Regions from separate parts of the Homo sapiens genome. Here region 2 is linked to region 1. Evidence: chromatin loops called from intact Hi-C (ENCODE). Cell type or tissue: mammary epithelial cell. All regions are shown on one strand. Each heading gives the region's core, and the rest is flanking DNA. Links, peaks and the distances in the headings are about the cores only.

The links. Hi-C counts contacts between places; a loop is a spot of excess contacts. Peaks named below come from ENCODE experiments on the same cell type or tissue, not always from the same donor. Only the 100,000 strongest peaks of a DNase experiment are listed, where the experiment ranks them.
Region 2: it touches region 1 in a loop (6-fold over the local background); 4 of 110 quality-filtered maps call a loop at or near these places.

The regions. Positions count from the first base shown.
Region 1 is chr17:2,848,158-2,860,481 of GRCh38, reverse strand. The region is part of intron 2 of RAP1GAP2 (RAP1 GTPase activating protein 2); the gene reads right to left. Among named protein-coding and RNA genes, the nearest start is that of RAP1GAP2, 58 kb to the right of the region's middle. RefSeq lists enhancers at 3,828-4,350, 10,375-10,965, 12,148-12,324. In mammary epithelial cell, for the core only: no CTCF peak of the experiment used is centred there; a DNase peak (open chromatin) is centred at 7,061; H3K4me3 peaks cover 2,413 bases; H3K27ac peaks cover 2,059 bases; H3K27me3 peaks cover 120 bases.
Region 2 is chr17:2,949,423-2,961,746 of GRCh38, reverse strand. It overlaps RAP1GAP2 (RAP1 GTPase activating protein 2), which reads right to left. Exons shown (of 25, transcript NM_015085.5): 4 at 3,953-3,988. Among named protein-coding and RNA genes, the nearest start is that of RAP1GAP2-AS1, 10 kb to the left of the region's middle. RefSeq lists enhancers at 1,093-1,634, 4,023-4,652, 4,653-5,281. In mammary epithelial cell, for the core only: no CTCF peak of the experiment used is centred there; a DNase peak (open chromatin) is centred at 6,456; H3K27ac peaks cover 1,760 bases.

The DNA of each region.
Region 1 (12,324 bases), core at 2,920-10,919:
GACTAGAAGCCAGGAGACCAAGCAGGAGATTAAAATAGTGGCTCAGGAGGAATTAAACTCATTTGCACCTCACATTCTGTCCCTTCAACTCGAATGGTCTAAGGCCTCAGACCTTTGGTGAAGTGAATAGTGGGAAGCTGGCTAAAGGGAGGTGTTTGTTCTTTAAAGCAACGACAGCCCACCGGGTGTCATTCAAACATCAGACAGAAGAGGACAGGAGACAGGCCCTTCCAGAAAGGGCAGGACCCAGCTGCCTCCTAAGGAGAGAACAAGCAGCCATCTGTTCTGGGACCAGGGAGTGGATCGGCTCCTGTCTCATGCCCCTTCCAGCTCTGGGACTCTGGGACTGCAAGGCCAGAATTCTGGACAAACCCCAGGCACAGTCCTCATGTCCAGCCAGCTCATGGGGCTGCCTGCAATGGCAGGACACAGGTAATCTCCCGATACCAGGTTCACACCCTAGAAACAAATCAATCAACAATGACTAACGTCGCAAAAAGAGACAACTACACAATTACTAATGGCACGATCTTGCCAAAAAAAAAAAACAAACAATCAACAACAAAAAACAAATCTGATGGTGCCTCTAGAACTAAATACCAACTTACAGGTAACACAGGGGACAGCAGAACATGTTAAATAACACCAGGAGATGCCATCCACAAAATCCTGACTGTGGGAAACTCCACAAGACAAACAGTCCAGTTTCTTCAATAAATAAATTGTAAGAAAAAAAGAGTTGGGTGGGCCATGCACAGCGGCTCACACCTATAATCCCAACACATTGGAAGGCCGAGGTGGGCAGATCACTTGAGTCCAGGAGTTCGAGACCAGCCTGGGCAACATGACGAAACCCCATCTCTACAAAAAGTACAAAAATTAGCTGGGTGTTGTGACGGACACCTGTAGTCCCAGCTACTTGGGAGGCTGAGGTGGGAGAATCACTCGAGCCCAGGAGGCGGAAGTTGCAGTAAGCCAAGATCATACCACTGCACTCCACCCTGGGTGGCAGAGTGAGACCACATCTCCAAAAAAATTAAATTAAAATTTTTTTAAAAGAGTTGAAAGGGCCAAGCAGGGTGGCTCATGTATCCTATAATTCCAGCACTTTGGGAGGCCAAGGTAGGTGGATCACTTAAGGCCAGGAGTTCGAGACCAGCCTGGCCAACATGGTAAAACCCCATCTCTACTAAAAATACAAAAATTAGCCGGCCGTAGTGACAGGCGCCTGTAATCCCAGCTACTTGAGAGGTTGAGGCCCGAGAATGGCTTGAAACCAGGAGGCAGAGGTTGCAGTGAGCCGAGATCGTGCCACTGCACTCCAGCCTGGGTGACAGAGCAAGACTCTGTCTCAAAAAAAAAAAAAAAAAAAAGAGTTGGAGGAAAATACAGATTAAGAGACACATCACCCATCACATAGTATTGTTTGAATTCTGACTCAAAAAAACTTTTGAAAACTTTTACGAGACAACTGGGGAAATTCAAATACTGACTAAATATGGTATTAAGAAATCACTGTTAATTTAGAGGGTATAATAACGGTAGTGTTACGGGGGTTTTTTTAAGAATTCTTAACTTTTTTTTTCCTGTTGCCCAGGCTGGAGTGCAATGGCTCTATCTCAGCTCTCTGCAACCTCTGCCTCTGGGTTCAAGCAACTCTCATGCCTCAGCCTCCCGAGTAGCTGGGACCAAAGGCACATGCCACCATGCTCAGCTATGTTTTTTTATTTTTTTTGTAGAGATGAGTCTCACTATATTGCCCAGGCTGGTCTCGAACTCCTGGGCTCCAGTGGTGATCCTCCCACCTTGGCCTCCCAACGTGCTGAGATTACAGGCGTGAGCCACCGTGCCTGGCCAAGAATTCTTATCTTTAAGATACAAATTGAAATATTTAAGAATGAAATGATCTAGTACCTGAGATTTACTTCAAAAAAATAATCTTGTGGAGGAGTGCATTGGTACATAAATGAAACAAGATTGGGGCCGTAAGTTGATAATGGCTGAAAGTAGGTATTATGTTACCCTATTCTCTCTACTTTTGTGTATGCTTGAGAATTTTCACAACAAAATTTTTTTAAACAAGAATTGCGATAGGCTTTTTCTACCCAGGAATAACCCACCAGGTATGATACTCCACAACAAAGGGATCACATTCATCAGATTCGAGCTCTCCCCTGACAGCCTGCCAGAATTTGCTAAATGATGAGAGAATCCATATCTTCCTCCTCATAAACTCCATGATGGGAGCTGTCTCAAAATAACTACCCACCATAAGAAGTGGACTTGTTTTCATTTATGCTAAATGACCTCTCTCCAGTTCAGAAAGTCACACCCAAGGCCACAGTGACTTTATCCACATCTTTCAGAACGTACCTTTTTTTTGAGACAGAGTCTCGCTGTGTTGCCCAGGCTAGAGTGCAGTGGCACAATCTCAGCTCACTGCAACCTCAGCCTCCCGGGTTCAAGCAGTTGTCCTGCCTCAGCCTCCTGAATAGCTGGGATTACAGGTGCACGCCACCACACCCAGCTACTTTTTGCATTTTTAGTAGAGATGGGTTTTTGCCATGTTGGCCAGGGTGGTTTTCAACTCCTGACCTCAGGTGGTCCACCCACCTCGGCCTCCCAAAGTGCTGGGATTACAGGCGTGAGCTGCCGCGCCCGGCCAAGAACGTACATATTTTGATCGTGTTCCTCGGCCTCCGTCCTTCCCAGCAAAGCTGCCTGTTTTCCCCCTCAGGGAGCCAAGCTCCCCACTACCCACATCCATAAGAAGCAGGCTCTGAAAATCAAAGTGGTTTCCAAACCGCAGTCTCTGAGGAAGGCTTCATCCAGGTGTCTCCTGGGAGCCATACTCAAACCCAATCCCCTCTCAGACACGCCACTGCTTTTACAGGATCCCATGTGCCAGAAACCCTGAAAGATGGGCAGAAAAAGGCATAACCTCCAGGCTGCCCCACAGCTCCCGTAGAGCACGGTCAAGTCCAACATGATGATCACCACGCCCATTTCTCGAAAACGGAAATTGAAGTTGGAGCCTGGAGCACAGTTCTTGGGAACTACCAAGACTAGCTGGGAGTCTCCTAGTTCTGGGACTATATGGGACATCTGTCTCATGACTACCCTGGCTGGCACACCTCCCTGTCCCCTAATACGCAATATTTCCAAGTGGCCTGGAGAGAGCAGGAGGATGAAAAAGACCACTGGGTGGTCCCTGCAAGCCACACACAACCATTTCAACCCTTAAGGCTAAGAGCCAACAGTGTTATCTGCACAAGCCTGTCAATTACAGGTGCTGGGAAGATCGATGGATGGATCAAGCCTTCTGGGAGGAGAAGAAGGGGCCTGAGCCTGACCCCACCTTGTGATGAGAGGTGGTGGAAGGAAGAGCTCATCAAATGTAACGCCCAGCATGGAGTATGGGGGATGCTTAAGAGAGGCTGGCAGCTGCAGCCTGCTCCAGGCCTCCCGTGGCCACCAGCACCTGCAGAGCAAGGGTCAATAGTGCTTGCTGCACTCATTTCAGACGCTTAAAGAGACAAAGAAACTCCAGATACAGAGAGGGAAGCAAAGGTCACTTAGCACCATGATGAAATCAATCACTCTTTCTCCTTGGGTAGGTTAAGTCCATGGCCAAAGCCACCAGGATGGTTGGAGCGACAGAAGAACGGGATGAAGCCAGGGGCTAGGAAGGCCACCAATGTCTGCCTGCATTGCAGGCTCTTAAGAGCACAGTGCACTCAGGAAGAAATAAAGGACTCCATGGGCCTGGGGTACCCGGGTCCCAGCCAATCCCTCCCTGTCCCTATCCGGGTCCTTCCCTGGGCCTCACTGCACCTGCCCCCACCACCCACAGACTAGTTCTGCCCAGGCTCAAACCCACCTGGCTGCCCCCTTGGCCCATGCATGGCTGGTCTTGACTGCTACTGGTGGGGCTGTCACCACCGGACATCTGACCTTGGTCACCAGGAGCACAGGCTCAGGGAGAGAAGAGGGGGAACAGTTCCGATCAAACCCCCGTTACCTTTATGCAGCACTTTGTACCTTTCTGTCCTGTCTCCACTCACATGATCTGACTTGAGCCTCACAGCCCTTTGTGGTGAGGCAGAAACCGAGGTTCCCAGAGATGAAATCTACCATCACACCACAGTCAACAGATGAGCCAGGAAGAGAACTTCTCGCTCTCTGTGCAGGGGGCTTTTCCTCTCCACCCCCCAACCACCACCCATTCTATACTCAGAATCAGGAATTGGTCCCACGCATCTGCCTTTCTATCAAGCCCATTTTCCATTCCAGCCCTCAAAGCAGGCCCAGGCTGTCTCAGAGTTGACCTGTTCACCACCACTCTACAGATAAAATGCTGAAGGGCAGAAAACAGAAGGGAATCCAAGTCCAGGGGAAGATGGACTCAGGCCCTGGAACATTGCACTCCAGAGTTCCCATGGCAGCTTCTTCTGCTAGACACACATGTCGCTGGCATCAGCCATTCCTAGACCACTTGCAGGATTTCCACTATATTTGTTAACACTTGTATTATTATTACTACTATTTCTATTAAATAGATTCACTTCAGCCGGGCACGGTGGCTCATGCCTGTAATCCCAGCACTTTGAGAGGCCGAGGCAGGTGGATCGCCTGAGCTCAGGAGTTTGAGACCACCCTGGGCAACATGGTGAAACCCCCGTCTCTACTAAAATACAAAAAATTAGCTGGGCGTGGTGGTGGGTACTTGTAGTCCCAGCTACTCCGGAGGCTGAGGCCCGAGAATTGTTTGAGCCCAGGAGGTGGAGGTTGCAGTGGGCCGAGATGGCGCCACTGTACTCCAGCTTGGGCTAACAGAGTGAGACTCCTCCTCAAAAATAAATAAATAAATAAATAAAATAGATTAATTCTTGTGACTTCATATGTTTAAAGAGATGTTTTATATCACTACCACAAATGGAAAAACATCAGTACCACTGGCCATTAACCAGGAGAGAATCCTAAAAATAAATGAAACAAAAACAAAAACAACCTAAGTTCTAGCCAGGCAACTGTTCCCCACTCAGAGGACCGGGAGCCGGAGGTCTGCTCTCTCTTAATTACAAAAGGAAGATTAGCAAGTGTTTAAAATGTGTTAAAGGCAGACTAGCATCCACCTGAAACTTCCCCTCAAAGAAATCACAAGGATTCGCAGAGAACTGAAAAGGGAAGAACTTTCTCACTAGGTGACTCAATGTTATTTCATGCTGAACCACCTTATGTCATTTTCACGGGAAATTCATTCTGTGCAGCGGGCAACATCTTGTTACACACATTATAGGAAGGGGGGACGAGAGGAATGGGGGACAACCCACCACAAGGGCAATCCATGCCAGCTTCTCAAAGTCCCCCGTATTCCCTGCCTACCACCACCCCAGGTACGTTCATACCTGTGGGCATATCCAGGGGCTGCTGGTCACCCCCAGGTGTCTCTGGTTCCACTGCCCGTGTCTTATAGGGTGCGGTATTAACCATTCCAAAACTCCTCTGGAAACTAGGATCCAGCAGGGTCACTGGAAGCTACCCCAAATCCTGATCCCGGCAACATCTCTGTGGGCAGTCAGCTTCCGCACTCCCCTCCCCCCATTGCTGGAGGCTCTGCCATGCACCCTAGCAGAACAGGGAGGCTTTGTGCCAACGACCTGCCTGGTAGCTCCTTGGGGTCTGGTGGATGTCAGACCTGCAGCTGCGGTTGCAGCCTAGAAAGCTTCCTCAGAACCTCCTTTGCCTACTCCAAACCCCACACCTCCCACCACACAGGTCGTCCAAAATGTCTCTGAAATAGCTAAAGAAAACTATTTTCAATATCCAGGAGCAAACGAAAGAACAAACGCCAGAAAGGCGAAGAGGCAAAGTCACCCTATGGCGGTGGGGCGAGAGGGTGGGTGGGGAGCGAACAACCTCCAAACTTGCTCCTCGCCTGCCGGCACCGAGCGCAGAGCAAGCGGATCTCGGCCAGGCAGGCACCTCGAGGGCTCAGCCAAGTTGCAGGAAGCAAATGGCAACACCGGCGCATGGAGCCGCCTGGGCTGGATCAATGGCATCCGCGGCTGCAGGCTTGGGGAACGGGGTCGCGGTCTGCAAAGGGTCTGGGGGCGACGGACTTGGGGTCCCTCCGTCAGGGATCCACCCCGATGCGCCCTCCCAGCGGCCCTCCGATTCCGCCAAGGTCCTGCCCAGGCTCCTCGCACCAGCCAGGGTCCGGGGCGAAGCTCCGAACTCGGTTCGCACGACGGTACCTGGAGAGGAGGCTTTTTTCTAACCAACACGGAACCAAACACCCATCGGAAAAGTCCACCCCAAAGAAAACTGGCATGCAGCAGGAGAGCGGAGGGAAGCGGCCGGCGCTGCAGGGGTTTACCTTTTCTCTTTATTCTGCCTCCGGGATTTGTGCAGGAGTCCGATGAGCACCACGGCGGCGCGGATCCCCGCCTTTCGGCAATGCCTCCTCCCCGCGGGCTGGGACATGGCGAGGCCGCCCGCGGTGCCCGACCTCGCCCGCCCGCGTCCCCGCAGCCCCGGCTCCGCGCGCTCCGCACCCGGCCCCTGAGCCCGCGCCCCGGCCCCCGGCCTCCGCCTCGCATGGGCCCCGCCCCGCCTAGGTGCGCCCCGGGGGTCAGGTGACCGCGCGCTCTCCCCTCCCTCCCGGCGACCTTCAGCGTCTCCTCGGGGCCCGCGGGGCAGCCGCCGTCCGCTCCCCCGGCGCGGGCATTTCCGAGGCTCGCTCGGGGCGCGGCCCGGGCCGGCGGCTCCCGGCTCCCGCTCAGACGCGCCGCCCGCGCCGGGACCCGCCCCGGCCCCGCCTCCCGCGCCCCGGCCTCGGCCGCCCGGATGGTGGAGGACGCGGGGCACAGGGAGCGGGCGAAGCGCAGGAGGAGGCGGACAGCGCTCCCGGGACCCCCCTGCCCGGCTCCCAGGCGCCCTCCCCGGCCCCGGCCCTGCCTCCCCTCGCCCGCTCCTTCTGGTCCCCGCCCGCACTCCCGCCGGCGGCCCCGAGCTCCCTCCCCAGGCAGAGGCGGCTGCCGCCCTCCCCGGCCCGGCCCCGGATACTTCCCCGATGCTGTCACTGCTTTTAAAACAGAGGGAGAGAAAACAGGCACCAAGAGGAAACGCGCGTCCTCCTCCGTCCAAACGAAACTGCCCGCGCGCGGTCCCCGTCCCCTCCCGGCCGCCCAGCGCTTACAGGGGGCACCTGAGCCCGGCGCCCGCCCCGGCTCGCAGCTCCCGGGCCCGGGTCCCCGGGTGGGAGCTTGCGGATGGGAGGAACGAGGCGGAATTCTGCCCCCGCCTCCCCGCAGAGTCGGCGCAAGGATCGCCGAGCTGGGATGCAGAGTGGGCTGGGGTCGGCTCCCCGCGAACACTGGCTCTCCCGGCCCTGGGAGTTTGACTCCACATGGGTTCAATAACCAACTTCACGGCGACCCCGCTTCCTCCTGGCGGGCCGGGCGCCCCCCACTCCGCCCTCCCCGCGCCCACCCGGGCCTGGCCGCTGCGCACTCGTCGCGTGGTCCCTCCCGCCCCTGCCAGCCGCGCGCGAGCCTCATCTCCTTCGGAAAGGAAGGGCGGAAGGTCGGAAGGTCGGAAGGTCGCGCCGGCTCCTGGGGAAAGGGCTGTGGCCTGGTCCCTACCATCGGCGCGGGGCCTCGCTCACAATCGCCCTCATCCACTTCCAGGTGCTGCCCAGCCTCCCAGCCCCCTCCCGCCTCACCCCTCCGAAGCATCACTCACAGCTTTGCCCCTCTAGGGAAAAGGAAGTGGGCAGGGGGCTGAAAGGAATTAGAACAAGCCAATTAGTCCATCTTTGGGGCCGAAGAGGTTCCCCCTGAGGCAATTTGCCTTGTTTTTTGTTGTTGTTTTGTTTTTTGTTTTGTTTTTAATAGTCTGGTGTTCAAGCAAACACAGAAAATCCAGGCAGGGAGGGGACCATGCTGGGTGGAGAGGGGAGAGGGACTGCAAACGAATTCGAGGGCCTGAGGCTTCAGCCCTGCCTCTCCAATGCCCACAGCTTCCTGCTGGCACTGGAGTTGGGGTGGAGGGGAGGAAGCCCCAGGGTGGTTCTTAAATGCACCTGGTCTATTTATGAAGCAGCCGTTACCACTGGCCTTGTGCCCCCCACCCCCACCCCCACCCCCTCCCTGCCGGGGTTGTGGGGGATCAGAGATATAGATAGCCATGGACATCTTTTTATAGCTAGAGATTTGAATGACCCGGGCCCCACTCCTGAGATTGGCGGTTAGGCAGGCTGCAAGTACTATGCCAGTAGTGACTTAAGAATTGGTCTGGAAAAAGAATAAAATGAGTGTCCTTGGTAGAGAAAAGGGAAGAGCTCCCAGCAGCATGCAACCCAGAGCTTCTCTTCCCCTCTCTCCCACCGCGCTATAGCACACAGCACCCGAGGACCCACAGGTTAGCTGATGGACCGCTTCAGTTAGATGGCAGGGAAGGTGATGAGGGCGCTGGCTTAGGTCTATCCTAGCGTTGGGTGTATTTTACCCACACACAGAAGGCTGCACCTCAACGGAAGGCCTGATCCTCCTTCCCAGCAGGTGAGAGTGTGGGAGCTAGTTCAGGTCAAGTGCACAGTGGGTAACAGGGTGGCTCACACCTGTAATCCCAGCACTTTGGAAGGCCGAGGCAGGCAGGTGGATCACTTGAGTTGAGACCAGGAGTTCTAGACCAGCCTGGGCAACATAGTGAGACCCCACCTCTCCAAACAACTACAACAGGGAATTGGGATGATGAAGGCACAAAATCCACCATGCAGGTTCCATTATTCATTCTCTTATTCTGGGGTTCCCAGCCCTCTAAGTCCTTCTACAAGCCCAGTGTCACTGCAAACACAAGGCTGTCCCCCAAAAAATCGTAACCTCTCAGCCCCTGACTCCTGAGTCTCTAAGAGGTAGAATTTTCCTGGCAGTGAGAGGTCCCATCCTTCTGCCCCTGCCCTACAAGCTCGCCACCTTTGGTGCATAAACAGCAATTTCCCCTCTTAACTCCCACTCCAGCCCCCACAGCCCATCACACCCACACCCCACAGAGGGGACCCCAAAGCACAAGAAAACCCATCAATAGCAGAGACTGGAACAACCATCAATGCTAGGCTTACCCATTCCACCAGCATTTATTAAACATGTACAGTATGTCCAGCTTTATGCAAGAGACCAGGGCAAGAAAGAAAAATGGAAGACCATCCCTGCCCGAAACAAACAGGGTTAACACACTCCAAACCTCAAAAGAAGACCATTTCCAGCCAGTGTGTGCAGTTAGCCCAGCCAAAGCTTCCCACAATTGGGCCACACGCCACCTCCTTCATAATTCTTTGTCTTAGTGTCATGCTGCTCTGCTGTTTATAATTTTGCTTTAATTACATCAACTTACTTTTTCACTTTTTTTTTTTTTTTTCTTGAGACGTTGTTTTGCTCGTCGCCCAGGCTGGAGTGCAATGGCACGGTCTTGGCTCACTGCAACCTCCACCTCCTGGGTTCAAGCGATTCTCCTGGCTCAGCCTCCTGAGTAGCTGGGACTACCGGCATTCGCCACCACATCGGGCTAATTTTGTATTTTTAGTAGAGACGGGGTTTCGCCATGTTGGCCAGGCTGATCTCGAACTCCTGACCTCAGGTGATCCGCCTGCCTTGGCCTCCCAAGTTCTGGGATTACAGGTGTGAGCCATCGCGCCTGGCCTTTACTTAATTTTTTTTTTTTTTTTTTTTTGAGGTGGAGTCTTGCTCCATCCCTCAGGCTGGAGTGCAGTGGCAAGATCTTGGCTCACTGCAACTTCCGCCAACCGGGTTCATGCCATTCCCCTGCCTCAGCCTCCCGAGTAGCTGGGATTACAGGCGCCCGCCACCATGCCCGGCTAGTTTTTTTTGTATTTTTAGTAGAGACGGGGTTTCACCGTGTTAGCCAGGATGGTCTCGATCTCCTGACCTCGTGATCCGCCCATCTTGGCCTCCCAAAGTGCTGGGATTACAGGCATGAGCCACAGCGCCCGGCTGCCTTTACTTAATTTTAAAAGAAAACGTTATTGCAACCCTAAATGAAAATCCATTATCACTTGCCCTTCCTACCATGAAAACAAACATAAATTTATTAAGTTCTGCCTCAATACTGTTGCCTGACAAAGGCTCTAAGCTTGAAGTACCTTCCTTAAAAAAGCAGGCGGGCCAGGCGCAGTGGCTCACGCCTGTAATCCCAGCACTTTGGGAGGCCGAGGCGGGCGGATCATGAGGTCAGGAGATCGAGACCATCCTGGCTAACATGGTGAAACCCCGTCTCTACTAAAAATACAAAAAATTAGCCGGGCGTGGTGGCGGGTGCCTGTAATCCCAGCTACTCGGGAGGCTGAGGCAGGGGAATGGCATGAACCCGGGAGGCAGAGGTTGCAGTGAACCGAGATCACACCACTGCACTCCAGCCTGGGCAACAGAGCGAGACTCCATCTCAAAAAAAAAAAAAAAAAAAGCAGGCAGTGTTAGGTGTTAGTGACACACCTGCGCCAAACCAAGGCACTGTTCTTGAAGAAATCACAGTTCGAAAGAGAACGGACAGGGAAGAATTTTCACATTACTCTGCTCCAAGGCCACATTCATGAGGCACTTTGGGGTGGGCTGAGAAAGCTGGATACATGCAGACCGCAGGAAATGAGGACGGCAGAAGTCTCTGACGGCAGAGAAGGGGTCTTCCTGCAGGTCTCACCTCACCCAACTTATGCCCCACGGCGTCCCAGCTCTCAGGACCTCCATGGCCTGTTCCAGCCTCCAAAGCTCACAGTCCCAGAGAACAAAGTGCCCGGCAGCTGCCAGCCCAGGTCTCTCTTCCAGTCCAGGGGAACTCCAAAGGCTGAGGGGGCCTGGGTGGGAATCAGGCCTGGGGCGGGAGACAGCGAAGTTAATCATGAACAGAGCGCAGACAGCTGCACAGCCCGTTCCTGAGGGGCCAGTGGGTTGAGGCAGACAGACACGCATGCCTGGCCCTGAAGAAAAGGGCCTTCTGTGCCTGGGAACCGGCTCCAGGAGACATATCCATGAGAAAGCGGGAATCAGCCCCAATCCCCGTGCCCCTCGTCAGAGAGCCAGCCTGCAGCAGACGCCACCTCGTCGCCCCACCCAGCCACCAACTCCCAGCGCCCCACTGCTGGGCAGAATGACTGCCACCGTTCTGGGCTGGGATTGGGGGTGGGTGGGGGCGAGGGGGGCCATGGAGCAAGGAGGGTGGGGCCTTTGATGAAAACCAGATGTCTTCAAACGCCTTGCCCCTCCCCTCCACGGGCAGGGTCCCAGCTATTCCATGGACCACACAACCTTTGGGACAACGCAAGGGTTATAAACAGAGCCTTGGACAGGACGGTCCAGCACCCCCGCTCTCTTCTGCCTTTGAGGGTACACACATACACACACCTGCTCTGGGATATCACTCTGAAGCCCGCTCGCACACAGCTGAACGCTCACACCTGTGCTAAGACACCTCCACTCTTGGCAGGTACATCAGCGCCCCCTGCTGGGCCACAGCACAGTTGCGTCTCTGGGATGCCCCCTTAGGAGGAAGACAGAGGAGGGGGAAGAGGGAGGCAGGAAGGCGTCGGGGGAAGGGAAAGATTGAAGTCATCTGAGGTCGGGAAGCAGTTTCTATTTTTGAAAAGTGAGAGCTGGGCCGGGTGCGGTGGCTCACGCCTGTAATCCCAACACTTTGGAAGGCCGTGGCAGGCGAATCACTTGAGGCCAGGAGTTCGAGACCAGCCTGGCCAACATGGTGAAACCCCGTCTCTACTAAAAATACGAAAATCATCCAGGCGTGGTGGCGGGCGCTTGGAATACCAGTTACTCGGGAGGCTGAGGAAGGAGAATTGCTGGAGCCCAGAGGCGGAGGTTGTAGTGAGCTGAGATCGTGCCACTGCACTCCAGCCTGGGGAACAGAGCAAGACTCTATCTCATAAATAAATAACTAATTAAAAAAAAAAAAAGAAGGAAAAGAGAGAGATGCAGGAAAACTCTCTGCCAACATACTGACTCTCCTCCCAGCTTCTAAAATCCCCTCACAGAACCCATGACCAGCCCCCAAGAGGTCCATCCCACCACAATAGGGTCGTTCCGTGATAAACGCAGGCCAGGACTCGGAGGCCTCAAAGACAAGCCTGGGAAACCTCAGCTCAGCCCAACTTTCCTGGGGCCACAGACGTCATATTAAGCAGAGGATCTAAACTGGCTCAGGTTTTGGAAACGGATCTCTGTGACTTGTGTGGCATTTCCAAGCTCCAAGGAAAGGAAACCACGCTGAGGAAACCCACAGATCCCACTCAGTGGCGGG
Region 2 (12,324 bases), core at 1,653-9,652, 100 kb before region 1:
CTTACTATTTGTGACCCTTGACAAAGCGTAGCTTCTTGGAGCCCCCAGTGTCATCTGTAAAATGAGGATTAGACGCTCACCTTTCATCTCACTAATGGAAGGATGACTGCAAGGATCAGATATGATGCCTGGGACTGGACTAAGGGAGTTTATCTACAGGTATCTGAAGAATTCACTTCTGGGGAGCAGTGCCCTGTCCAACAGTTTTGTTTGTTTGTTTGTTTTTGTTTTTGAGACGGAGTCTCTCTCTATTGCCCAGGCTGGAGTGCAGTGGTATGATCTCGGCTTACTGCAACCTCCACCTCCCAGGTTCAAGCAATTCTCCTGCCTCGGCCTCCCGAGTAGCTGAGATTACAGGCATGTACCACCACGCCCAGCTAATGTTTGTATTTTTAGTAGAGACGAGGTTTCACCATGTTGGCCAGGCTGGTCTCGAACTCCTGACCTCAGGTGATCCACCCGCCTTGGCTTCCCAAAGTGCTGGGATTATAGGCGTGAGCCACTGCACCCAGCCTCTTCTTTTTTTTTTGAGATGGAGTTTCATTCTTGTTGCCCAGGCTGGAGTGCAGTGGTGGGATCTCGGTTCACTGCAACCTCCACCTCCCGCGTTCAAGTGATTCTCCTGCCTCAGCCTCCCAAGTAACTGGGATTACAGGCATGTGCCACCATGCCCAGCTAGTTTTTTGCATTTTTAGTAGAGATGGGGTTTCACCATGTTGCCCAGGCTGGTCTTGAACTCCCAACCTCAGGTGATCCACCCGCCTCAGCCTCCCAAAGTGCTGGGATTACAGGCGTGAGCCACTGCGCCTGGCCCTGGTCCAGCAGTTCTATCACTGAGTTCTGACTTAACCGTGTTGTGCAGGAGGGGAACACGTGGTGTTTCCAAGACTATCTGAGAAAATCGGGTGACAGTATGAGACGGTACACAAACTAGAAGAAACAGGTCCCCTCTGAAGCAGAAGGAGTCCAGAAGCAGCGTCTGCCTGGTCACAACACTAATGCACAGGGATTTTGACCTTCCCAAGCTAGCTCTCTCTGTGGCCTCCTTTGAAACTCACAGCACTTTCCACCAGCGAGGACACTGGGGCCCCAGAAGGAGGCTGCTTGCCTAAGGTCACACAGCCAGTGAGTGGCAGGGCCTAGATTTGAAGCCGGGTCACCGGCTCACCAAGCGCGTGACGTACCCCACACTCTGTGGACAGCAGGGCTCCTGTTAACTGGGTGGATTGACATGCAGCCTCTGCGGACTTCCCTGGGCTGAGTCGCCTTGCAGCATTGTTCAGGAGGGCGTGGGAGGGCCGTTCCCACTGAACAGGCGCTCCCCTCACACACACACAAAGCCACCTGGGTGGCCCTACAGACCCTGTCCCAGCTGGCAAACTGGGCAGATGGCGGGTGGGGGCAGTGAGGGCAGGAGTCTGTTTTGTTTGGCCTGCATTAGTCATCCCTGTCTGGGAACAGCCCCGAGGGCAGGAGAGCAAACTTCCTCCCATCCCCTCCCCACGCCACTCCCTCCCCTAATAACCTACCGCAGAGCCACTGCCCAGCACGGGGCCCTCTCTCCTCCATGTGCTATTTTGCTAGAGGTATTGTCTTTTTTTGTTGTTTTTTTTTTTTTTTTTTGAGATGGAGTCTTGCTCTGCCATCCAGGCTGAATGCAGTGGCGCAATCTCGGCTCACTGCAGCCTCCACCTCCCGGGTTCAAGAGATTCCCCTGCCTCAGCCTCCCAAGTAGCTGGGATTACAGGCGTGTGCCACCACACCCAGCTAATTTTTCTATTTTTAGTAGAGACAGGGTTTCACCAGGTTGGCCAGGCTGGTCTCGAACTCCTGACCTCAGGCGATCCACCTGCCTCGACCTCCCAAGTGCTGGGATGACAGGTGTGAGACACCGCAACTGGCCACAATGGGTATTATCTTTATTTCCCCTTCTCCCCTCAGTGAAGAAATTAAGGCTCAGAAGGGGAAACCGACTTGACTGAAGATACTCAGCTAGAAAGCGTCAGGGTTAGAACCTGAACCCAGGACTGAAGGAATCCAAAGCTTCTGCCTTCTCCCAGTTCCCAGACTCTTGGGCTAGGTATCGGGAATCCCGGATTCCAGTTTCAGCTCTTCACAACTAGCTAAGTGACCCGGGCGCTTCACTGCTCTGAGCTTCAGTTTCCACACGTGCAAGATGAAGAGAGATGGAGCCCAGGCTCAAGGCCCACGCGGGCACTCCATGGCCAGCAGTGCCCCATACGTGAGCTTCTTACTAAGAGTGAACCCTCTGAGGCTGGGCCCAGGGGGCACATGGTAGGGACTTAAACACCCAGAAATTTGGCTTCAACAGTCTCAACTGAAAGGGAACAGGCACGCTACCCAGGGGGATCAGCCATTGCACAGACAGAGGGAGAATAAAACAAGACCCCTACCCTAGAAAGCACCCGATCTACATGAACAGACAAGCCCTGCAGCCTCTACACAACACAACACTCTGAGGCTGGTTAACTGGGGCTGAATGCTGTGCTCAGAGAGACCCTGTGTGGGGCAAAGTTGTGGGAAGGGGACTCCAGCTGGGGGAGAAGGAAGAGAGGATCTGAGGAGCAACCGGAGAGAAGGCTGGGTGGGCTGCAAACCCCCTGCCAGCTTCCCAGAGTGCCAGGATCCCACTGACTAGAGGCGAAAATCCCAGCTTTGCTCCAAGCAATGGAGCACTTGATTATATACCATCTCCCACCCCTCACTGTGAGGCACATGCCAGCCTGGTTTCCGCAAGCTGATGATAAGTTCCCTAAATGCGTAGAAGATGAGTCTGTCATCTACACGCTGCTGGGCGCAGAGGACAATTTTAATAACTGGCTCTCGGTGACACGGCAGTAACAATACTTTCCCTTCAAACAGCGTCTCCCCTCCCTCCCCACCCTCAGGGACACCTGGCTGCTTGGCCCACATCTCAGGACTGCCGTGGGTGCTGTATTTGCCCCTCCTCCTAGGACTTCCAGACCATTATTGCAGAATCTTCCTCCCTTGAGCCTGGAGCACCTACTTATGGTAAAAAGCATCATGACATAATGGCTGGACTCTCTGGCTCTGAAGCTACTTATGAGCCACGCACCCTTTGAGTGCTGCCTTTAATTGTTCTGTGCCTCGATTTTCTCACCTGTCCTATGGGGATAATAATAATAATAATATGCCTACTTCTGAAGGCCTTAGCAGGAAGAAATGACGCCTGTCAATCTCTGAGCCCAGTGAAGTGCTTGAGCTACAGGTGTATTATCAGCATTGTCTTCCCAGTCTTCCCGCCCACGTCAATGAACCCTGCCGGGCCTCTGCACATACTCCCCAGGGCAGCAGCTCTTACCTGGGAGCCCTGACCCTGGTGAGGAACAACGAAGAACCCCCAAACCCACATCACACACCAACTTTTATGTAGTGTCTACCAAGTATTTACACCGATTATCTCATTTCACCCCAACCACCATGTAAGTGGGTGCATTCATTCTTATTTATTTATGGAGGCTTAGCACAGGAAAGGAACTGGTGCTAGTAAGTGTCTGGTGCAGGACTTGAACACAAGCCAGCCTCCCACCCCACCCCTCTGCCTCCCTATGCAAGATGACTCCTCCAAGAAGCAGCTAGTTCTTTCAGGCCTTCTTTCCAGCTCGTGCTAGGAACAATGGACCCTTCAAACCCTCCTCCACATCCACAGGGCTTATGGCCTCCCCAGCTGCCCTGCTGGGGAAGTTCTGCTTTTATCCTCCCTGTCCCTCCGCAGGAGTCTTCCCAAAGTGCTCCGTACCCCTCAACAGCAAAATGGCCTCAGGTTGTCTGGGCCAAGGGGATGCAATTGTCTCTTCTCTGCACCCCCGTCCAGGGCACCCGGCTTCTGCCCGTGGGTTCTGCCTGGTCCCTATGCCACCCACATCTGGGGCTGGGCTTCTTCCCCGCCACGGTGGGGGTACGTACTCACCTGCATTTTCTCCAGCATCTCAAAGAACTCCGACGACTGAAAGACAAAAGCAGGGGGACAGAAAGACAGGGATCAGCCGGGAGGTCCACAGCAAAAGCCTCTTCCTCACCAACTATCAGGAAGCTGAGCCTGGGGCTTCCCCAGGGACAAAATTCATTTGGATCAACAGAGAAGATAATTTGATTTTGCCTTTGCAGGGCTAGAGGGCCAAACACCCCATACAACAGGAGAGAGGCTAAGGCACACCTGGGCTGGCAAATGAATGGTGCTGGGGGAGCAGACACTCAGCCTCTGTCAAGGAAAGGGGCCTGCCGGCCCCTGGGAAGAGCCAAATTCTGCAAACGCCTATCGTCCTCGGCATTCAGCCTCCGGCAGGAGCCATATTTAGGATGTTTTCAACCCAACAGTGGGGCCAAGGTGTCCAACACAAGCGGCGTTCCACACCCTGATACAGAAAACCAACCGGTGAAAGCAGGGTCGCTGTGGCCACAGCAGCCAGGGAAGGAGGGGGAGGGCCCGCTATGCCACCTCTGCCTCTGCCTGCCCGGTCCCCTGCCCACAAGGCACCACTCTGGCACCCTAAAGCTGGTGAAGCAAAGCCTGAACACCATTGAACCGAGGCCTCCAGGGGCCTAGAGGGATTTTTTTTTTCTTTTTTTTTTTTTTTGAGACAGAGTCTCGCTCTGTCACCCAGGCTGGAGTGCAGTGGCGCAATCTCGGCTCACTGCAACCTCCGCCTCCCGGGTTCACGCCATTCTCCTGCCTCAGCCTCCCGAGTAGCTGGAACTACAGGCGCCCGCCATCGTGCCCGGCTAATTTTTTGTATTTTTAGTAGAGACGGGGTTTCACTATGTTGGCCAGGATGGTCTCGAACTCCTGACCTTGTGATCCTCCCGCCTTGGCCTCCCAAAGTGCTGGGATTACAGGCGTGAGCTACCACGCCCAGCCTAGATGGGTTATTTTTAAAATCCCAATTGCACTTGTCCAAACCTTTGACCTACTTTGGTGCCACCCTTGTGTATCCAGGAAAAACAAAAAGGAGAAAAGGGAAGCGGAATGGAAGCGTGAGGGGCTGGCAACTCTACCCCAACAAAACACACAGAGGCCACCCCACTTCCTATCCCCTGAAAACAGCTACTCCTCCTCAGACTAATGTCACTGCCCACATCTGGGCACCGCGAAGCCGGGAGGTCATGAGTGCCCAGAACAGACAGTCCCCAGTGAAGACGAGAGAAAAGAAAGCAGGGATGAGGAACAGTGTCCTCGGTTCTTCTTCAGGCAGAGGTGGGGCCTCCAAGCACTCTTCCTACCTCTGCAGGCACCCATGGGCCAGAACTGCCTGGAGCTCCCACTGCTCCCAGAATTCCCAGACCCGCCCTGGGAAGGAGCCTGGTGAAGTCCCTGGAGAGACCCAGCCCTGCTGTTGACTCCAGACAACCTCTGTCAGGCCAAAGCCAGCGTGTCAGAGGCAAAAAGCTCCGACCTACCAGCAGTTCAGGATCTGGCATCTAGAAACCCCACGTGTGAATGTACAGGGGTGGGCTTAGGGCACCCGCGCCCAACTCCCTTGACCAGAAGTGAGCCGCCAAACATCCAGATGCCAAACCTCCTCTTCCAACTTGCTCAGGTGCACATGCACCACCCACGCGGGGCATTCTTACCATCTCCAGGCTTAGGAGACCAGGATTAGCAGACGTAAAGAGCTTATACCAATCAATACGGATAGAAAGATGAACAGGAGGAGGATAATGCAACAGAAGCAATCAACATGTTAAATACACGGACCTCTGACACGCGATTCCACGTCTAACAATCCATCCTCTAACACACTTGCAATGTGCACAAAGACAGACAGGCTCAAATGTTCACTGCAGCATCGTTTCTAACAGTAAAAAAATAAAAACAACTTAAAAGTCTGCAGAAAATTGGTTAAAAGAAGCTACACTCACAGAATAAAATACAAGTACTATAAACTATAGGTCAATAAATTAGATAACTTCGATAAAATGAACAAATTCCCTGAAAAACATAACCTATCACAACTGACTCAGTAAGAAATAGAAAATCTAAAGACATATAACAAATAAAAAGATCAAATTAATGATCAAAAAAACGACGCACGAAGGAAAGCCCAGACCCAGGTGGCTTCATTTGTAAATTCTACCAAACGTTTAAAGAAAAGTTAATACGAATTCCTCATACTTACTCTCAAGAAAGTCAAAAGAAAGCCCGCAGAATGCTAGGAAATATTTGCAAATTGTATATCTGATAAAGGACGTGTCTCTACAAAAACAAACTCTTACAACTCAGTCAGAAAAAGACAGCTCAATTTAAAAACGGGCAAAGGATCTAAATACACATATACCCAAAGAAGACATACAAAGGAACAATAAGTACATGAAAAGACACTCAAGCCATTAGTCATCAGGAAATGCAAATCAAAACCACAATGAGACACCACTCATACCACTAACATAGCCACGATCAAAACACAGACTATCACAGGCGTGAGCAAGGCTGTGGAGAAATCAGATCCCTCATCTATTGCTGGTAGGAATGTCAAACAGTACAGCCATTGTGGAAAATCATTTGGCAATTCCCGGAAATGTTCAACACGGAATTATGACCACACAACTCAGCAATTCGACCCCCAGGAATATACACAAAAGAATTGAAAGCAGGTACTCAAGCAAATACTTGTACACAAACATTCACTACTGCAGTATTCACTCTTGCCAAACGGTGGGTACAACCCAAATGTCCATCAACTGACGAATAAACAAAATGTGCTGTATCCATACGATGGAATAATATTCAGCCAATAAAAATAACATATACTGATACCTGCCACAACACTGCTGACCCTTGAGTGCATTACACCAAATGAAAAAAGGTAGAGATAGGGCCGGGTACGGTGGCTCACACCTGTAATCCCAGCACTCTGAGAGGCTGAGGCAGGCGGATCACGAGGTCAGGAGTTCAAGACCAGCCTAGCCAACATGGTGAAACCCCGTCTCTACTAAAAATACAAAAATTAGCTGGGCTTGGCGGCGGGTACCTGTAATCTGAGCTACTTGGGAGGCTGAGGCAGGAGAATCGCTTGAACCTGGGAGGCAGAGGTTGCAGTGAGCAGAGATCGCACCATTGCACTCCAGCCTGGGCAACAGAGCAAGACTGCCTCTCAGTAAATAAGTAAAATAAATAAATAAATAAATAAATAAATAAGTACTGATATGTGAACCAAATGGATGACAAATTCCCTCACTACAGGAGGAGGTATAGAAAAGCAGTTAAGAACCTGCCTCTGTACCCGCATGACCCAGCAGTGCCACTCCTAGACACCTACACAAGAGAATGGAAAATACACGTCCACACAAAAACTCTTACATAAGGCCAGGCGTGGTGGCTCAAGCCTGTAATCCCAGCACTTTGGGAGGCCGAGGCGGGCGGATCACGAGGTCAGGAGATCGAGACCATCCTGGCTAACACGGTGAAACCCCGTCTCTACTAAAAATACAAAAAATTAGCTGGGCATGGTGGCGGGCGCCTGTAATCCCAGCTACTCAGGAGGCTGAGGCAGGAGAATGGCGTGAACCCGGGAGGCGGAGCCTGCAGTGAGCCAAGATCGCGCTACTGCACTCCAGCCTGGATGACAAAGTGAGACTCCATCTCAAAAAAAATTTAAAAAAGACAAAAGTCAGAGATAAAGGACCATAATTCCATTTTAATCAAATGTCCAGAGTATGCAACCTCATAGAGACAGAAAGAAGATGAGCGCTTGCTTAAGCTGAGGGGGATGGGGGATTGGAAGGTGATAGCTAAAAGGTACGGATTTCGTTTCAAAGCAATAAAAAGGTTCTAAAACTGATTATGATGGTGGTTACACAGCTCCGTGAATACCACCAAAAACCACTGAATTGTACACTTTATTTTATTTTTTATTTTTTGAAATGGAGTTTCGCTCTTTTCACCCAGGCTGGAGTGCAATGGCGCGATGTCAGCTCACTGCAACTTCCACCTCCTGGGTTCAAGCGATTCTCCTGCCTCAGCCTCCGGAGTAGCTGGGATTACAGGCATGCGCCCCCATGCCCAGCTAATTTTTGTATTTTTGGTAGAGACAGGGTTTCACCATGTTGGCCAGGCTGGTCTTGAACTCCTGACCTCAGGTGATCTGCCCACCTTGGCCTCCCGAAGTGCTGGGATGACAAGCGTGAGCCATCGTACCCGGCCAAATTGTACACTTTAAATGGGTGACTTTATGATACGTAAATTATATCTCAATAAAGCTGTTCAAAAAAACTATACAATCATTCAAAAAGACAGCAACAGATTCATGTTGCTTACATATGACACTCTCCAAGATATATTAAGTTGAGGGGTGGAGGAAATCAGAGACAATACATTGAATATAATCTCAATTTTATAAAAACAGCCAGACACGGTGGTTCACACCTGTAATCCTAGCTACACAGGAGGCTGAGGCAAGGAGGGTTGCTAGAGCCCAGGAGTTCAAGGCTGCAGTGAGCTATGATCATGACACTGTACCCTACCCTGGGTGACACAGTGAGGCTCCATCTCTTAAAAAAAAAAAGATACTGTATATAATGTATGCATATAAATTCATAGAAAATGATCTGGAAGACCATACCTCAAACTATCCAAAAGCCATTATATCAATAAATGAGGGGTCTGGTGCAGTGGTGGCTCACACCTGTAATCCCAGCACTTTAGGAGGCTGAGGCGGGCAGACCACATGAGCCCAGGAGTTCGAGACCAGCCTGGCCAACATAGTGAAACCCTGTCTCTACTAAAAATAACAAAAATTAGCTGGGTGTGGTGGCGCACACCTGTAATCCCAGCTACTCGGAAGGCTGAGGCATGAGAATCACTTGAACCCAAGAGGTGGAGGCTGCAGTGAGCTGAGATCCCACCACTGCACTCCAGCCTGAGCGACAAAGTGAGACTGTCTCAAAAGAAAAAAAAAACAGAAAAATGTGCAAAGGACATGAACAAATGATTAAAGGACACACATAAAATAACCAATGAACACATGGAAACAAACCCAACCTCTCTAGTTATGAAAGAAATTAAGATCACAGTAAGATAACATCTTTCACTATCAGATCAACCAGTGTTGGCAAGGATATGTGGCAGGAACATATAGCTGGCAGGAATGAGAAACAGTACAGCCACTGTGTCCAGTCTGCAGGCCCCGGGCTGCAGGAACTCTGCTGAGTGCACACCTGATACAGCTTTCCGAAAGGCACCATGTATCCAAACCGTTTAAAATATCCACGTCCTTTGGTCCAGGAAACCCACTCTAAGGAATTTACCCTAGAACAATATCCGGGCCATGCCACAAGAACACATGTACAAGGATGTTTGTCCCAGCACTGTTTAAGGGCCAAAAAGTCTAAGCAATGGGGGAAGTACCCAACCGTGAAAGGAAAAGTAAATAAGGCACAGGGGTACACTCATACAATAAACGACAAGAGGAGGTCTGTGCTCATGATGCTACTGCAAAGATTCACAGTGCATTGCTAAGTGAGAAAAATAGAGTTTTGAACAAGATGATCCCATTGTTTCCATGAAACATAAAGAATGTGTTTGTATAGAGAGACACAGGACTGCATCTGAGGGCATGCATCACCCCCACGGAGAAAAATATCCCAAAGGATACACAACAAAATGAGGCTGAAGGTACAGATGATTTTTCCCTTTGTGCTTTTCAGTATTTATTTTATTTTATTTTATTTTTTCTGAGACACAGTCTCACTCTATCGCCCAGGCTGGAGTGCAGTGGCGCAATCTTGGCTCACTGCAACCTCCGCCTCCTGGGTTCAAGCGATTCTCCTGCCTCAGCCTCCCAAGTACCTGGGACTACAGGCGCCCACCACCAAACCCAGTTAATCTTTGTATTTTTAGTAGAGACAGGGTTTTACCATGTTGGCCAGGCTGGTCTTGAACTCCTGACCTCAAATGATCCGCCTGCCTCGGCCTCCCCAAGTGCTGGGATTACAGGCGTGAGCCACTGCGCCCAGCCTAGGTTTCACGTCTTTTTATTTTCGTTTGTTTTTGAGACAGGGTCTCATTCTGTCACCCAGGCTGAAGTGCAGTGGCATGATCACAGCTCACTGCAGTCTCGATCTCCTGGCCTCAAGCGATCCTCCCACCCCAGCCTCCCAAGTAGCAGGGACTACAAGCACTGCCACCACACCCAGCCAATTTTTGTATTTTTAGTAGAAACAGGGTTTCATCATGTTGCCCAGGCTGGTTTTGAACTCCTGAGCTCAAGCGATCCTCCCGCCTCAGCCTCCCAAAGTGCTGGGATTACAGGTGTGAGCCACCGCACACAACAAGTTCGACCTCTTGAAGAGAGAAGCATCAAAGAATTCATGGACACATCTTAAAACCAAAATGTCAACGAAGGCTTTTTGCAAGACACAAGATCCCAGACAGACCTTAAAGGATCAAGAGAAATCACTGGATAGAGAGGGGTGAGGAGACTGTGGCACTCGGGCAGCAGGAACTGAATGGGCAAAGACAGAAAAGAGAAGCAGCTCGGCACACAGTCAGTGAAGCGTTAGTGGATCAGCCCGGCTGGCTGGAGGCCTCTGGGTCAGACATCCTGAAGATCAGATGGGAGAGCAAAGCTGGGGCCTGGGCCTGAGAGATGCTGAACCCCAGAACTCAGGCTTCGGCTGCAAGGTCATGCAGAGTGATTTAGGTTTAGGTGCAGCAGAAACACACAGGAGGCAGCAGAGCCCGGTGGTCGAAGCCCAGGTCTGGGGAGTGGGCAACCTGCTACTGCCCAGCTGTGTTGCATGAGGCATGTTAACCTCTCTTCATTCCTCTTTTAAGTTCCTCACCTGAAAATTGAAGCAGGCCGGGCGCGGTGGCTCACGCCTATAATCCCAGCACTTAGGGAGGCTGAGGTGGGTGGATCACTTGAGGTCAGGAGTTCAAGACCAGCCTGGCCAACATGATGAAACCCCATCTCTACTAAAAATACAAAAATTAGCTGGGCATGGTGGCGGGCACCTGTAATCCCAGCTATTTGGGAGGCTGAGGCAGGAGAATTGCTTGAGCCTTGGAGGCAGAGGTTGCAGTGAGCTGAGATCACACCATTGCCCTTCAGCCTGGGTGACAGAGCAAGACTCTGTCTCAAAAAAAAAAAAAAAAAAAAAAATTGAAGCAAATAGTTCCTGACTTCAGCGCTCTTAGGCAGATGAGGTGAGAACAGGCGTAAGAAGTGCCCAGCCAGGGTCTGGTCTGCAGTGAATGCCCAGTAAATAGCAGCTCCTAGAAGGAGCTATGGGAAAGCTCCCTCTGGAAGCATGCTTTGTCCTGTTGGAGGTGGGCTAGCAGCTTCAAGATACTTTTTCTCGATTTCATTGGTCTTCCCAGAGACAGTGTCTTTAGAAGACTGTTAGAAATGAGTCTGGCTGGGCGCATTGGCTCACACCTGTAATCCCAACATTTTGGGAGGCCGAGGTGGGCAGATCACCTAAGGCCAGGAGTTTGAGACCAGCCTGGCCAACATGGTGAAACTGTCTCTATTAAAAATACAAAACTTAGCCAGGCATGGTGGCACAGGCCTGTGATCTCAGCTACTTGGGAGGCTGAGGCAGGAGAATCACTTGAACCTGGGAGGTGGAGGTTGCAGTGAGGCAAGATTGTGCCACTGCACTCCAGCCTGGGCAACAGAGCAAGACTCCATCTCAAAAAAAAAAGAAGAAGAAGAAGAAGAAGAAAAGAAATGGGTCTGAATGAAGATGCCCCATGGCCTGGGGCTGGCACAGTTGGTGAGAAGGGCTATGATTCAGCCTCAGCCATGAGCAACGTGCTGGGTGGATGATCCCTGCATGGACAGTGCCCAGCAGCAGAAATCAGCCAGTGGCAGCATGGCCTTGGCTGGGCCGGCCCCACTTCTCAGCGACTTGCTGCACTTTCCAATGGGACAGTTGGCAGGGAGTGAGTCTCCTTTTCCACCCAGAAGCAGCGTGACTCAGGCCAGCCGGGAACAGCAGCTCAGCCTTTCGGACACACCCTCATCCACACACCCTGAGATGGCTGCATACAGCCAAGGGCACATAGCAGGCACTCAGTTAACGCTCAGGGCACACAGAAGGCACTCAGTTAATGCTCAGGGCACACAGCAGGCACTGAGTTAATGCTCAGGGCATACAGCAGGCACTGAGTTAATGCTCAGGGCACACAGCAGGCACTCAGTTAATGCTCAGGGCATACAGCAGGCACTCAGTTAATGCTCAGGGCATACAGCAGGCACTCAGTTAATGCTCAGGGCACACAACAGGCACTCAGTTAATGCTCAGGGCATAGAGCAGGCACTCGGTTAATGCTCAGGGCAC